Regions from separate parts of the Mus musculus genome. Here region 1 is linked to region 2. The links are chromatin loops, found by intact Hi-C in ENCODE. Cell type or tissue: gastrocnemius. All regions are shown on one strand. Links, peaks and the distances in the headings refer to the core of each region. The heading gives the core; the rest is flanking DNA.

Region 1 (8,339 bases), core at 314-8,313, 77 kb after region 2:
ATAAATTACAATTATGGATATTGAGAAATATCCTCATATAATAGTATTTATGTTTATATTAAGAACTTTAATGCAAATTTATTATTTGATACTGTTATTGTGCAGAGCCTTACAAACATAAGTTTACTGAAATTTCCTGTGTGACGATCATTTGAAAGCTAGTGAGACTGAATTCTGGTGCTTCCATGCATGTCTGTGGCAAGGCTGGTAGGTAACCACTTCCTTCCATGGTTAGTTCAGGAAGGGGTTGTTGGTCTAGTAAGCTCTAGAAAAGTGAGTGTAGAGAAGTTTTTTCCTCTGGATGCTGGACACTGCTGCTGTGTCCTTGTGAGATGTACTGAAAGCTCATGGCTCATTCTACAAGCACATGGAAAGGACCAAAGCCAGTGTGCTTAGTAGAGTAAACCAGGAGAGAAGATTCCTGGTTCCTGGAGGGTGCTGTTGAGTTAAACAGTGCCTAGATAACCTGCCTTGTCTCTCTGCTCTGTGTGTTCAGCTGTTTGCTGTTATGTACCCTGTTGAACAGTGTTCTAGGATCAATTACAGTTTTAATCGGAGGAGCAGTGATTTCCACAGGAAGCCTTCAGGATTGGGCATTCTGACCCCCAGAAGAGGGGACCCAGGCACTCCAACCTGCAGCCTACCCAGTTGTGGGTGTTTCTGTCCTAGCTGAATGAAGTCTCAGAAGTGGCGGTTTGGAGGTTAACTATGGGGAGCAGGCATTGACTTAGTGGTTTTGGTGAATGATTGGTTATGTACGGGAGAGAGGAGGGGTCTAAATGATGCCACACTATTGGTTTGGGTATGTTTAGAGAGGATTCTATCACTGTCTATTTCAAGGGCTGTAACTCAGACAATTTCAACCTTAAAGAGTATAAATGTGAGAGGTTGGACTATTAAGAAAGTGATGTGTGAAAGAATATATGAATAATTGTAGACTTCATAAAAATGCCTAAGCTGTATGAAGTCATTTGTGTAGATCAGATTTGTTATGCAGAACAGGAAAAAGGGGAGTACGGAACTTCAGAGAGCACTACCGTTTGTTCCTGAGGAAGTGGTGGGGAAGTGGAAGTAGGTTACAGAAATGGTGACTTTCACCTTACAGCCTGTCCAAAGCAGATCTAGGGCTTCGTCGTGGACTTTAGAATATTTAAGAAACAGTAGTTTCTTAGCTGCTGTTTGAGCTTAGACTCTGCAGGGCAGCTTCCCTGGTGAGCAGACTGTCCATCTAACAGGGTGTTTTCTCTTTCACAGCAGTGGCTTCTTTACAAAGCTACAAGTGAGCTACATACTCAGTAAAGAAGTTTCCATGAATTATTTCCAATCACTAATATGATAGCTAGCTGTCTTATTTTGGAACTTGTACAGAATATCCATTATTGCCCGTGGTACTTTCCTCTGGATAATTTCGTATTCTAGTTCATTCTTTGGGTTATTTTTGTTTTTATCTTTGACATATGTTAGCAATTATCTTTATGTGAGAATAATATATTTTTATTAAAAATATTCTGAAACTAAACTTTTTCTTGGTTAATAAAATTTCTGTAGAAATAAAAATTTTCAGTAGCACAGGAAATGTATTTCGTGTTTATGGTGAGTAGTATGGCAAACCTATGAATACATATCTAGAAGTAACTCTATGTGAGTGTGTGTGTGTGTGTGTGTGTGTGTGTGTGTGTGTGTGTATGTGTGTGTGTAACAGAGAATGAGAATATAAAACCTCAGTTATTTCTAATATATGTAGAAATATCATTTTCAGTTATCACTATGATTAAAATGACTCAAGGAGCACAAGCTGAATCGGAACCCATCTCCCTCTCTTCACCCCCCCCCCCCCATAACTCTAGTTTATATTGCACCTGTAATTAAGAAGAAATCCAGTCTTAGGAGTGGCAGGACTTCAGCCATTGATCTGGGTGTCCCCTGCTTATACTGTCAGCAGCATAGCTGCTCTGTCACTGGCAGAGCTGAGAGGAGGATTTTTTTCTATACTGTTTATACACTCCTCTATAGACCTGCTGGCTGGTTGAATTTTAAAGAGTGAGGAGGCTTAAAGACTTGTCCCCTGAGGGACGTTCCTGCCAGTTGGGAAGCGAGCTGTGGCTGTTATGGAAAGAGGGGCCTTTGTGGAAGACTAAGGCTGAGGGGAGGCGTCCTCTTTAATTTGAGCATTAAAATTGATGTGAAATATGCGGCTAATATACATATATTTAGAGGCAGATATTGACTTTGAGTGTTTTTTTATTGTTTCCGAATTATGTGCTTAATTTTGTAGGACTTTATCTGACCATTATTTATAGGTGTAGTAAATATGGTAAATGACTTTACATTATGAGACACAAGATAATGATGAAGCAACAGTCAAATAAAAACAACTGTCTTCGTTTGTAATAAACTGTTTTTTAGTAATTTATTTCATGTCTAGTGACTTCTTTAATTATATTTAGCAAAATATTATCAAGAGTAAAATGACTTTTTCTAAACATGGGCCTGTGCTCCAACTTTTAATGGCACACATTCATAGCAAGCCTGTGTACTTGCCCTGAGGCTGAAGGCTTGTTTTCTCTTCTTACTGGTCTGTGCGTGAGCTCTCTTGAAGCTTTCCTAGGTATTCCTACACTATTTTATTTTTAACTAATAATTGCACACACACACACACACACACACACACACACACACACACACACACACACACTGCTTCAGGTTAAGAAAGTCGATGGGAAGTACTCAAGACTGTGATTGCAGAGGTGTATGTGTTTGGTTCTGTCTCAGTTTACTGGGTGTTAGCTTTATTGGGAAAAGGCAGTTGTAGAAGTGACAGATTTGCTAAGATATTTGCTCCTTTGCTTCTTAATAGGAATTGTCTTCAGGTTCTGCTCCTTTATAAAATCTCTGCCTTTAGTTTGTGTGATGTCTGTAATTAATTGTAGGTGGAACTTTAGATTCAGAGTCAAACTTTAATGTGCTGCTTAGATACATCAAAATACATCTTCCGTTATCTTTCCAATTATCTGTTATTTGCATTTTGTTGTAATTTTTAATAAATATTATCTCTAAATCTTAATGAGATTAGTGTTTTAATAAAACATGGATTTTTCTATTTAAATACTTAATATTTAGCTATATTATAATAGATACTTGTATTAAGTTACACATTTAAGAGGGCTATTTGAAATAAATTTACTAACAAGTGTTTTAAGATATAAATGTGTATTTTAGAATCTATACGATCTTTGAATATTTTTAACCCTTGTGTTGTGGGACGTACAGAGTTGTCAGGCCTCTTAGTCATTCATTCTGCTGCCAACTCCATTCCCTTTTCTCTGCCTGCATTTTAATTGAAACAACATTTATATTTCTGAGCCAGAATCTGTGAAAAGTCCCTGTGGCTAGCCTGTGGTACTAGTTGCAGCAGACACAGCTTGCCCATATGGTGCAGTGCTCCTTGTGAGACCCATATGGCCTTGTTGAAGGGGATCCCAGCGGGGATGCAAAGGGTGTTAATACCCTTCAGGCCAGGCCTTTCCCTCCTGGGGCTTCCGGGCATTGTCAGTGCAATCTGCCAAAGCACACACTTAATTCCTTTTTAATAATCAATTATTTCAGTCTGAGAACCTGTGCTTTTGTCTTAAAAATACTTCACCCACCCCTTGAAAATATCTCAAAAAGTTTTAACTGCATGTTTAAAAAACATTCTAAAGCACCCTCTTTATTTTGAATTTGCATTTTTAGGAAGTTCTGCAGAGCGTGCCCAAGTTCTGTTTTCCCTTCGATGTGGAAAGGTATAGTACAAGTTACTGGTTAAGATAAAGCTATTCTTTGCTAGCACACATTTCAAAATGATTAAATATACATTTTAAGAAACTGGCACATATCTTTGTTTTTCTTGTATGCAAATATGGCAGGTGTGAGGTTCCGAATTAGATAATGCTGACAGTAAAATCGCCTTTCAGGTTATTCTGTCCTTTGCTTCTCCACCATGGCCAGATAGGTGTTCTTAAAATAACCTGACCACAGGTTATGTTTCTTCTCCTTATATTTCAGGTATAGAGTGTAAGTACTAGCAGAGAAAAGTATGTCATTGGTCTTTGATTATGATCTTCAGAAGGTCTTTGAAACAGGGCTTTACTGCTCGCTCCAGGTTCATCCCACTGGAAGAGCATTTGTGAGTGCTGGGAACTTGTTAGTTGTTTCTAAGAACAGCATCACACAACAGTGTGCTACTGAGGGCGGCTGTGGGAAACTTCCCTAGTAGCTTCAACAGTTCCAGTGTGCTTATATTTTACTGCCAACACTAACTGAACTTATATGCAGCTGGAAGTTAGCATAATAGAGCTTTCTTTAGAAATAATGACATTTATGTTTTTCATGTGACTGATCAGTATTAGTTGTATTTTAAGAGTGTACTGTAAAAAGTTTTTAAAAATCATTTTATGAAGATATTTTGCCAAATATTAGTAAGACTGAATTTTTAGTATATAGATTGAAAAGAGATCTGATAGTGGGTTAGTTGATACTAATAAATATAGCTGATAAAAAGTTATTTATTTACTTTATTTCTGGAGAATTAGTTGTTTTAATTTCAAAATTATAGTATTACATCAATAGTGAAAATAAAATAGAGGAAGAAAAACTGAAAGAGGATATTATAAATCTTGAAAACTAGAGGACATATTAATCCCTGGAGGATTTATTTGACATGTATAAAACTAGATATGTACTTGTCCTGGCCATTTATATGTGAACTTGTTTAATAACTGTTGTTTTGTGACAAAACAATTTATAGTTTTAGAATACTGGTAGTAATTTATTTAATTTTAAAATCTATATGACTCTTTTAAAACCAAAATTTATGTTATCAATATTTTATTTTGGGGCAAAGAACATGAAGTCCTATTGTGGTTTTCTGAGCCACTATCTGGAAGTATGTTGATGCTTTTTAAGCAGAAGTAAATGTTTAGTTTTATATCATCCCTTATGCTGAAGTGCAGCATGTAATTTGGTTTATTCTATGCATTTTAAAATCAGATAAAACTCATAAAGACCAACCACTAGTGGGCTTCTTTAGCAGGAGTTGTCTTCTTTTAGTTGGAGTTTAATTATGCAGCTTATTGATAGTTCTAAAATAATGCTAAGAAGATAACAGGAGTGCTTGGCGTGAGGTCCGTTGGGTGGGAATGTCAACAGAAGAAGTGACTCAGGGTGATGGTGCTCACCTTTAAAGGATGCACCAACATGGTTTGCTATACAGGCAGTCAAAAACCAGGAAAAGAAGAATAATTAGACAAGAGAAGGGCTGCTGGTGAGTGTAGAGACTGAATCTGCTGATTCTTCTCCAGAGTGAGGAACCATGGCTGCAACCTCATGATAGATTTTATGGGTAACTTACTCTTCTGAAAATTAGGATGAATTTTGACTTCCACGTGGGGCATTTGTGTTGCTGTGCTCTCCCATAAGCTGTTAGAAGTCTTGTAATGCTTGACTCATGACTCATGAGTTGGTTTATAGATTCATGACCCTTCTAGTTGCAGAACATCATTCTAGCTTTTATTACCCAGTATTAGAAAGGTGAAGCCAATGACAAGTAAGTCTTCTTGAAAGTTATCCTCAAGAAAACCAGCACAGATTTAATACCATGATATTGTTATGTCTTAAGGGTGTCTCAGAATCAAGTTGGACAGCACTTTACCTTCGTCCTGACAGACATGGAAAGTAAGCAGCGATTTGGGTTCTGCAGGCTCACATCTGGAGGCAGAATTTGTTTATGTATTCTTAGGTGAGTAATTATAATCAAAACATGGCTACAAAATAGATTGTGTCTTTGTCCAGCTATATCATGCTTGAGATCTCAAAAAATAAAAACAAAGCAACTTTTCTTAATTTTTTAAAAAAAATTCTTTACTTGTTCAGTCTAAATCCAAGGAAGGTTAGAAATAGTCTCCCTTCTGTACCACATACAGAGTAAATCGCTTTCCAGTAACATAATTGAATTGTTCTTAAAAGAAAGAATAAAGGATTAGTTATTGTGATTTATTTCTGAAAATCAAATATTAACATGGGAGTTGTGATATGTGTAAGTAGGACAACACTTAGTAAAGTTAAGATGCTTTTTTCTGTCATTGATACACATGCAGCCTTTGTGACTCAATTGTGGTTTTAAGGCAAAGATTGCAAACTTGTAGTTGGGAAGAAGTTAGAGAATATTGTTAGGCCACTGGGTGTTTTAAAAAGCTTAAAAGATGTTGTTAACCTTATACATTTTAGGAAGTTCTATGTAAAATTTATATTCCTAATTTCTTTAGATAAATAGGGAGGGATATCTGTTCATTGTAAATCTTTCCTATCCCAGTGAAGATGATAAGCTGGAAATAGAAGGGGTTTTAGGAATGTGATGATCTTGCTAGATTTTATGGTGGCAGTTGAAATAAAAGGCATTTAAACTTAGTTCCTGTAAGATGTCATTGTAAACAAAGAATCCAGATGTAACCTATAAAAAGTACAATTCTTTATAATTATAATATAGATACTGCCAATTCTAGATTCAACAGATGATAACACTCAATTTATAGTTTAACATCTTGTGAGGAAAGCATTGTTTATTAGTCACTTTTGTATGGATGTGATACAACCAAACGACTTATAGAAGGATGGGTTGTATTTTGGACTTAGGGTTTCAGAGAAAGAAATAAGTCATTATCATCATGGTAGGGAAATATGGCAGCAGGCAGCATGCATCAGGCATGATGAGAGGAACAGCTAAGAATTCCAAACCGGAATGTGGAAATCAGAGAGCCAACTTCAATGGTGCCAATGTTTTTTAACTCTCAAAGCCCACTGCTTGTGACATACTTTGTTCAGCAAGGCCATATCTCCTAAGACTACCAAGACAGCCACCAACTGGAGACTAGTATTCAGAAGTATTCAAATGCCTGAATGGGGGCCATCTCATTCAAACAGCACATCCGGGCATACAACGAGTGGCTTCTCTGTTCATTTGCTATTGAGCTGCCTTTGTCAGTCAGTGAGAGCCCTGTATGCTAGTGCATGCCTATAATAGTAGCACTTGGAAACTGATGTAGGAGGATTGCAAATTTGAGGTGAGTCTCTGCTATATAGTGAGACCTAGGATTTAATAAAAACACTCCAAACAAATGTTAGAGTGGGGTAATCCACTGTTCCCTATTGTTTGTGATAACTCACCAGAGAATAAGTTATCAACATTATTTGTTTATATTTGATTCTGCATTCAGTAGTTTACCCAATTACCTTCAAGTTGAATTTCAGATGCTATTTATAATTAAAGAGTTTGAACTGCTTTCTTTTTTTAACTCAAAATATTTTGAATATGTTGAAACTATAAATAAGCCTAAATAATTACTGAATACTCAACATAGTTTAAATAAGTTTCTACTAGTTTTTACACATAGGAAAGCTACTGTTATTTTAAAACATGTAAAACACAATATACTACTTGTTAAATAAATGAGAAAAATATGTAGTGTAAGCCAGTTGTCATTAATTTGTAGAAGTTACTATGTTGTCTCAAACTTGTACATTTTGGAGAGTAGCTGAATATTTGGACTCCTGAGTTAGAAATAGTTTTACCTGCAAAAATTTTATTATATTATGTAAATATAAGAAGTGAAAATTGAAATTATACATGTCAGTAAGATAGTATTATGGTATGCATCATTGATTATTTGTTTTTTATTCAAGTAATCTTTTATATTTATTCTCTTGTTGGTTGTCTGACAGTGATTCTGGTGGCTCAGGAGTAGGATGTTTCACACGAGGAACAGCTAATTTATATAATTATCCAGCAGTAAATAAGAAATGTAATGTTGTGACAACTTATTTAGAATGTTGCTGTGATTAAATGAATAAGTGAATGTATTTAAGTTGTATTCAGATTTATCTTTTCAAAAATAATTTTGAAGTCTAGCATGAGAAGAATTATAGTGGTTTGGTGCTAGCTTGGCCACTCTGAGGGGTGGTACTTGACCACCCATGAAATCATTGAAAAGATTGATAAAGCTTTAAATACTCTAGGAGCTTACTGTTCACTTTAAAAATGTGTATTACAGTAATGAAAGCTTTTTTGTATTTGTCAGGAAACCCTGAAACCTTAGAGACTGGTGTGCTTGATCCTACAAGGATGGTCATTATATTGTACTGTATGTAACAGAAGGACAGTTTTTAGTAAATTCATGTAATAAGTTGGTAGGAGTAGATAGAGGAGCACTTAGGTGGGGCTTGCTAGCAACTTTATAGTAAACATCTATTATGTTGACAGAACAATTGACCAAGCTTCCAAAGAACTCACCCACAGAGAAAATGTA
Region 2 (8,339 bases), core at 163-8,162:
TCTTTGGTCTTCAAGGAACCTTGTGCCATAGAGTTATGTTTTTGCCCTGGTGTTTATTTGACTGAGTTCTAATGGCTGGCATGCTGCATCTTCCTGCACCCCTGCACCTGTTGTGTACGGTTATACCTGTCATGTTTATCTAGTGACTGATTGCATTTTAGGAAAGCAAAACCTGGCAAGTGGATATGTTCTTTGGAATGTCCTTTTAAATCAGGATTAAGGTTGTTTATAGAGGTTGCTGATTTTGTTGGATCACCAGTATCGTATTAGTCAGTCTTTTCTGAGTCCTTCCAGTTAATTCTAATGACCTTGCTCTTTGAATGTGATTACTCACTCTACTGAAGCATTCAGTGGGTGTGAGCAGGGCTGTCACACAATGATGATGTTTTATTTATGTGAAGTATCTTGTGGGTGGGGTCAGGCGCTTGCTTCCCATGCAGTGTGTAGGGTTACACAAACATTGTATGCTTCTCGAAGTTCAAGAGAGACTTTACAGAGTCCCTGAAGAAAATTCAAGCCCTCTGATTATAATCTCCTGGTCCTGCTCTCCTGCCAATAATCTCTGCTCTGCATTTCAAGGGCTGTTTGAGGTTTTCCAATGTCTGGCAGGCTGAGGAATGGAGATAAGTGTGAACTAGCAGAAGCTGGTCAGAGGTAAGATAATTTATTTTACAACTTGGGATACATTGCTTGGAGAAGAGGAAAGAAAGATGTTTCGTCACATGGGTTTTTGATAATATTTTTATTAAGTGCTTAATAGCAAAATTAATATAATTCATCATTTGAGATTGATAACTATTTGCTTATGTTAAGAGGAAGCCACGTAGAGTTAGATTCTGGGGCATGGCCGATTGGAATGTGGCAGTGGCAGCTACAGTAGAGGAGCAGGGTGCCTCAAAAACTGGATTCTAAGTTAGTTATTTGAAACCTTAAACTTCGAGATAAACTGATAAGCCCAGACAGAGCCCAGGTGTGTTTAGTTAATGAACAGGGAGTCCACCACTTCCCAGCTATAGGTTAGAGTAGAAGGAGGTCAGAAATGATAACATGAAAAATACCAAGTTTTTAAAAATCTGGGAAGGAACACAGAAAAGAAAAAAGATGAATGGGAAGCACATTTAACAGCAAAAATAAATACAATTTATCAACAGATATAACGGATACTTATTCTAAGAGCCCAGATGCTTGGGCTGCATTAGATCTAAAACATTAGTGCTGGAATTATTTTCTAAATACCTTTGAGAGTCTGTGTGCCTCTTTCTTCTTCCCAGAGGGAAGGGGCTGCGAAGGGGCACTCCTGTATACTAATAACATGTCACTTCGAAGGCACACGTGCTTATCTCTGTGGTTATCCATACTTTGAGAAACAGAGGAGCTGGTTCACAAGACCAACCATGCTTGCACCAGACTTGGGTTCTCCCACATCTCCAACAGGTAATGACATCAGCCAGAGACCATTTGGGTGTAGCTTGAGGAAAATGGGCACAATCAGGTATTGAAGAAAAAGCTCAAACATAATGGTTTAGAAAGTTTCTATGTAAAAAGATCAAAAGAGCTACACTACTACTAGGAAACCACTATTAAAACAAAACAAAACAAGACCCGAAACCAACCAACCAAAAAAATGACAGAAGTGTAGGTTGAAATAGGTAGGCCTATGGACATGTTAGTGTATCTTAATTCACCTTCTCTCCCACTATTAAATTGTGTCAAAGCTGAAACCAACTTAGTAATAGACATCACCACATTCATCATCAAGGTCATATTCTTAGATTACTACAGTCATGAGCTGAAGAATATATTTTACTTTTTTTCTCCTCTTCTTGTGCTGGGGATCAAACCAGAACCTTGTAGGTGGTGGGCAACTACTCTGCCACTAATCTATAGTCCTGTTATGTGCTCCTTGCCAATACTATTATAGTATCTGGTTCTTGAATTACTATGGTTCTAAAAATGTTATTGTCAAGTAGGAAATATTACTGCTGAAATATGATCTTGGGAAAATGTGACAACCAATTTGATTATTTGCCTTCTATAAACTTCTCTATTAGTAATGTTGTTTTCTATGAAGCGAAAATTACCAAAATTATATCACTGGTTTCAATAAACATAGGTTTACTTCAATAAACATGACAGGTTTATTCCAACTTCTATCTGCACTAATTTTCGATAAACTATGTATATAAATCATACCTGCCTGTGTTTATTTATTAAGATCAATAATATCTAACTCTTTATTGTAGTTGGCCTCAAATGTGATTGATACAGAGTAAATATATGGGACATTTTGTCTTCATACTTAGTATAGCTTGAATAAGTAACAATCTTAACTTTATAGAGTAACTGTCATTTTATATAATTCCAACAACGGACATTGAAAACATTTGTTACTATTTTCTCACCCCAAACTAAGAATTCATGGCACAGTCACCCTAGACAGGATTGTTTACTTTGGAGAAGAATTAATTATAATGAAAGAAGAAACTCTCACATTTCAGGAACTCTTGGGGCAGAAGTCGTTTTTAGTTACAGAATTTATTTCAAGTCTTTCTAGTAAGCTAACTTGTTAGTTAGGCAGCAAAAATCTTTATATGGGAAAACCATATAAACATGGTATAGTTGGCCTAATTGTGAAACTGAAATTCACTGATTTCTCCAAATATCTCACAAGAAGCATTGCAATTTTAAACTTGAACAGCACAGTCCTCATGTGACAGGCGAATCATAATTCCCATTTTACAAATGTAGGAAGCGAGAAACTGAAGTTAATATCCCACGCCAAGACAAGCTGTGACAAAAACAGTATGCTCTGACATTTTGTTTTGTTTTTCAACCACATTGGGAGCTCATTTTTTTTTTTTTTTTTTTAAAGTAAGAGGTTTGTGGCTGTGGACTATATCTTTCTATCTTGATGGAGCAACACCGTTTTTTTTTTTTTTTTTTTTTTTTTTTAGCAGGAAAGTATAAGATCAAATCTAGTCTTTATTTTCCAAGGCTCCGTGTCTGACTTTTATGTGTCGTGACTCATACCACATTCATACCATGTTGGTTTCCTCATTCTCGTACTTTCTGTGTGGATGGATACAGTCTGAAGTAACCCTTACTGCATGACAGTCACTCTAGCCTTGTCAAGGGGGAATGCTAGCTGGGAGAAAGCCTTCTCCAGTCCCTAAGGAGTCTGTGTGACTCTCCAGCCCTGGACAATGTTTTCAACGTCTACCATAAATCTTTCTAAATGTCTTCTTAGTAGATCCTGCATCTGAGACAGCAGCAGACGAGGCAGTAAGAAGCCACAGTAAGAATCAGCAGCAGCTGAGCTTGGTTAGATTCCAACTTTGCCACTGCCTACTGCTTCCTTATCTCAGATCCAGTCTCTTGCTCTGGATTAAGGTACCTACCTATAGCTCAGGTGTTGAAAACACCAAGCCAGTGTTTGTCACTGCTTACAGAAACACATCAGGTTCCACCTCCTCCATCCTTCGTGGTGCCCTCTCAGCTCCCCTAGAACGACACTCTAGGGGGCCTGCTACTGTGTGTTCAAAAGTTAAGTCCCTGGCTGTGCGTCCGGTGTCTGCGGCAGGAATGTGTTTCCCATATGTGCCGGCAACTGGAGCCTGTCCTTGAGCAGTTTGGCAGAGCTGGTTAGCAGGTGCATGAAGTCTGAACATTCCTGAATCAGGAGGGGGCGGCTCTGGGTTTCCGAGAGAGCACTACCGGGGCCACGGGCAGGAGTGAGGCGGAAGTCAGAGCATCCACTCGAGCTCCCAATTTGCAATGAATGGGAGTCGTGATGTGGGAACCCCGGGGCAGAAGTGCTTTCCCAGGCCGGGGATCGCAGGAGCCGGTGCCCAGGACAGCAGGAGGGCAGGTCCTGCCCGGAGCCCGCGCGGCCAGGTGCAGCCGCCGGGCGCGTCCCCGTGCGCCCCCTCCCCCTCCCGCCGACTTCCTGGTTCGCGGAAGGTGGCGAAGCCGCCGCCGGCCGGGTCGCGGGAACCGAGAGGCGGGGGCAGGGGCAGGGGCGGGGGCGGCGTCGCCGCGGTGCTGTCCCCGCGAGGCCGCGGAGGGCGCCGTGGGCCAGCCGCCGCTCGGAGCAGCGCGTCCCGGACGGCGTGCGGGCGTGCGGGCGCGGGGCGACGGCAGCCCCGCAGCGACATGTGACCATGGACCGCAGGACCAGGTGAGCGGCGGCGGGGCCAGGCCTCCGCGGCCCCGGGTGCGGCCTGCCCGGTACGGCCCGCTGCGCGGAGGTCGGCGCTAGGCCGCAAAGCCTGCCCGGCCGGCGACCGGTCTTCCCCGGGCCGGGTCGGCCGTGCGCCGCGGCGGGCGGGCGGGCGGGCGGACGGGCGGGCGGCTCTGCGAGCGGTGGTTAGGGAACCGCTCCCCCGGCGTTAGGATCGCCGTGGTTCCCTTTAGGGTGATTTTTCAGGGTGGCCAGGGTTGCTTTCTGATGCTTTCCCTTCGTTTAAAATGAAAGCGGTGTTTGTTTGTGCAGCCGCTGAGTGTGTGTGCTGCTTGCAGAGTGGTATATGCACTAAGGTGGCTCTTCACCATTGGCCATTTTACTTGTAGGGAGTAGGTAAAAAGCAATTTGAATAACGGTGGCGGCTCTGCTTGGAGGTGTCTTAGAGATGGGTATTTGCAGCTTTTTCTCTGGAAACTTTACTTTGGGAAGAAATCTCGTCTTCTTTGACCGCCCCCTCCTCTTCCGTTCTACCTCACTGTGTGTTAGAGCCACAGTGAAAGGCCCTGTAGATTGCAGAGAAGTATTACCGAGTCAGGATTTATTTACCTAAGACAAATTCTAAATATCTTATGAAGATAGAAATGTTACACATTTTAGAATATTTCCTTTAATATTTGACACCATAGAGGACAGGGTGATTAAAAAAAAACACACAACTTACTCTTTGGACAATTTATTGTACTATGAGGGAATTAAAAAAAAAGATAGCTGGAGCCCGGTTTATGCTCATGAAACAAGTTAATAGCGGGTGGGATGAGGAAGTGGAGAAGTGGATATTTATAAATTAATTTGTATGGGTTGTCTTTCCCTCCAGTTCTAAAGAATGTCATGTTATATATATATATATATATATATATATATATATATATATATATATATATATATATTTAAAATCAATGTTTGTTTAGAAGTGAGAGATAGCATTAATATCTTAAAGAAATTATGTATTAAACAAGCCAATGTACAAAGGCACTAGTCTTAACAGGGTAATTGAAATATACACCATCACTTTTGTGCATTGTGATGTCTTTTCCTTTAACAGTCCCCTGCCTCTCCCTCCCATTATGGTCAAACCCAAGGCTTCAAGCACTCTAGGGCAGATACTGTGCACTGGTGAGCTACATCCCCAGACTTAATCTTATACCTTCTGATGGAAAGAAACTCTACAATACCAAATTTTTGTTTGCTTTGAGTATCTCACTATATTTCAGTCTGCCTTTTGAAATGTACCAAATAAATGGGCTAAGCATGTAGTATAAGAAATTAGGAAGAAAAAAAAAAAAAAAAAACAAACCCAAACTAGTACTTGTGAAGGAACTGAAACAAACTTTCTGTTCTGTGTGTGTGTGTGTGTGTGTGTGTGGGGGGGGGGATTTAATGAGGAGGCCAATGTCCAAATTCCTTAAAAATAGTTGATATTAAGAAAATAATTTTTGTTAGGTTTTGTTACCTTGGAGTGTGTGAACAGCTCTCTACTTTGAGCATGTTCAAGTACAATAAAGATTTCAGGAAAGCCTGTGTACAATATCCTATCTATGGAGAGCGTGTCTGTGAGTCTGGAATCAGGTTTTTATCCTCTGGAGAAAACTGGCCAGCCTATGTTAGATCTGTGACAGTGTGAGAGGATGCTTAAGGGTGTACTGGCTTTCCATTTTTGATTCAGGAGGGTGAAAATACTACTCTACAGTGTTCTTTCCCACATTGATTTGCTGGTACTCTGAGATGGGCAGGGTGCATTATAGGTGAGAAAGCATTCTGACAGCTGACACACTTTGCCCCCTGATCCAGAACTCCAAAGTCTGAGCTATAACTCTTATCAAACTGATAAAACATTTTCATGTCTATTTTTGCTACCAAGTCGGGAATATCATAGAGTATGCTGAGACAGGAATAAGACTAGATTTAGAGTGGTGGTGTCCTCGGGAGGCAGAGGCAGGCAGGCAGAGGCAGGCAGATCTCTGAGTTTGAGGCTAGCTTGGTCTACAGAGTGAGTTCTAGGACAACAAAGGCAACACAGAGAAGCCCTGTCCCAAATAACAAGAAAAAAAAAGTCAGTAAATTATAGGGATGGAGTTTTCAACATGGAAAGGCTTTGGGCTTAATTCTTAGCACCACAAAAGCCCACATGTATAGGAATATCCTTGTATAGAAGCTTTATAGATAATGGCTATTTTTCTGTGCAAAGTAAATATAACAAGATTCTCTTTATTTTAGGGAAAATCCAGAAAGAACTTTTGACTTGGTATTGAAAGTGAAGTGTCATGCCTCTGAAAATGAAGGTATGTGTGTTTCTTTACTCCCAACGTAATCGAGTGTGTCCAGACAAGTGTTCCTACTGTGTTCTGCCGGAGCATGATAGTGTCAGGAACCTGATAGCTCCAGGTGTCTATTCCACTATCTCAAATTGCTAGTGGTAAAAGAGAGCTAGGCCTTTGCTTTGGGGTTGTAGAAATCACGGATGCTATCTGTGCAGCTTGGATTTCAACCTGCAGCTCAGTTTTGTTCCCCGTTGACAAAACTGCCCTTGTTCTTGGTGGGAAGGGATGCTTTTGCCATTTTCTTTCATCTGTATTTGAAAAGTCAGCACCATTAAACAGAAAATAACACAAATTCTCCTGCTAGTACCAAAGGCACCTTCAGCAGTCCCTCCTGATGTTTCTGGAGTGAAGTGTGTAGGCTGAGTAGCCTCTTGGGTAGGGTTTATTCTAGTTGCACAGCACTTGGGGAGGTAAACATGGGTGGCATAACTTGGAAGGTTTTCATGGTCAGACCTATACACTCTTATGGAAAAACAAATATTTACTTTTTAAAGTATTGTGACTTCTGTCCATCTTCCATCACTTTTGCTATAACATCTGTATGTTTGGGAGTGGCGTATCAGTCACAGACAAAGGGGCATCTCGTTTTTGCTTATCTTGTGCATGGTATGTCTTCATGGCTGTGTGTAGTACAGGGCTCATTAGCAGGATACTTAGCCCCAAATGGCAAGGCCAGTAAGTGTGGGGTTTTCTGGAAACCAGTTAGCCATCCTGAAGCCTGGGAGGAAAGTTTCTGACATTCTTAGTCCGAAGTCAGCAATTATATACTCTTAAGTAATTTGGCTCCGCACACCTTAAAATAGAGGAGCCCAGCCCAACCCAGCTGTGGTGAAATAGGCATGCCTAATTTTAGGTAGGAAATCACACGCATTCTTGGCTCCAGAATGCTCGTGTGCTTCATTTCTGGTCTGCTGGAACTACAGCTCTGCTCAGGTTTGCAGGCTAACAAGAACTCCTAAGGTTCTCCTCAATTAGAGAAATCATCTTCATTGCTCTCTAGGTCATTTGTTCCCATGTGTTCTCCCCAGGCACAGCCATATCCTCTGTGCAGTTTGGGAATGTTCCAGCGAACACACACACTTGTGTATTAGTTTTTCAAACCCTACTTAAATTTATAGTGTATTGATGGTATGAGTTAGCCTTAAAAGAACTACCATGATATTAACCTCAGGTGTGTGGAGCAATGCTCATCAGATATGTTATACAACAGGAAAGGTTCTTTTGGGAAGCATCGGCACTTTATCATTGTGTGTGTTCTTCAGGTCTTATAAAAGCAGTCTTATAAAAGTATGAAACTGCTTCCTATAACAGCTGGTTTGCGCATGTGTTAGAGAGTCCGAGACCTTCGTGTAATGGCTCTGTGGTTTTGTCCTTGCTTCCTCCCTTCGCTCCTTCTGCTTTTTATGACTGGTTATTCCAGTGTACAGCTGTTACTAACTTCTTTTATTGCCATCTCGCCTTGTGGCTGCTGTAAAGTCAGTGCTTTCCAGGGACGTCTTCATTTGTATTTTAGCAGTTTATATGGTCTGGCAAAGTGGGACATATCATAAATGGACAAGGTAAACAATTTCAGCCCCTCCTCAAGCTGGTCAGTCCATTCTTTGTGCCTGTGATTTGTGAACACAGTAGTGTCTATGTTCCTGTGTGTGAGTGAGTGCTAGCACATGCTTGCCATAGTGTCTGTGTAGAGGTCAGAAGAGAATTTCAAGTGTTGGCCCTTACCTTCTACCTTGTTTGTGATGGGGTCTCTGTTGTTCCCAGCTCCTGTGTATACCACC

The links. Peaks named below come from ENCODE experiments on the same cell type or tissue, not always from the same donor. Only the 100,000 strongest peaks of a DNase experiment are listed, where the experiment ranks them.
Region 1: a loop joins it to region 2, with 1.8 times the contacts of the local background. A loop is called at or near these places in 3 of 42 quality-filtered maps.

The regions. Positions count from the first base shown.
Region 1 is chr1:139,036,268-139,044,606 of GRCm38, forward strand. Dennd1b (DENN/MADD domain containing 1B) reads left to right here. Exons shown (of 22, transcript NM_001166501.1): 4 at 3,733-3,782; 5 at 5,657-5,776. Among named protein-coding and RNA genes, the nearest start is that of 4930596I21Rik, 63 kb to the left of the region's middle. In gastrocnemius, for the core only: no CTCF peak of the experiment used is centred there; a DNase peak (open chromatin) is centred at 3,477.
Region 2 is chr1:138,959,709-138,968,047 of GRCm38, forward strand. It overlaps Dennd1b (DENN/MADD domain containing 1B), which reads left to right and starts at 4,001. Exons shown (of 22, transcript NM_001166501.1): 1 at 4,001-4,177; 2 at 6,458-6,522. The coding sequence starts at 4,161. In gastrocnemius, for the core only: a CTCF peak has its summit at 3,532; DNase peaks (open chromatin) are centred at 3,902 and 4,221; H3K4me3 peaks cover 2,180 bases; H3K27ac peaks cover 3,421 bases.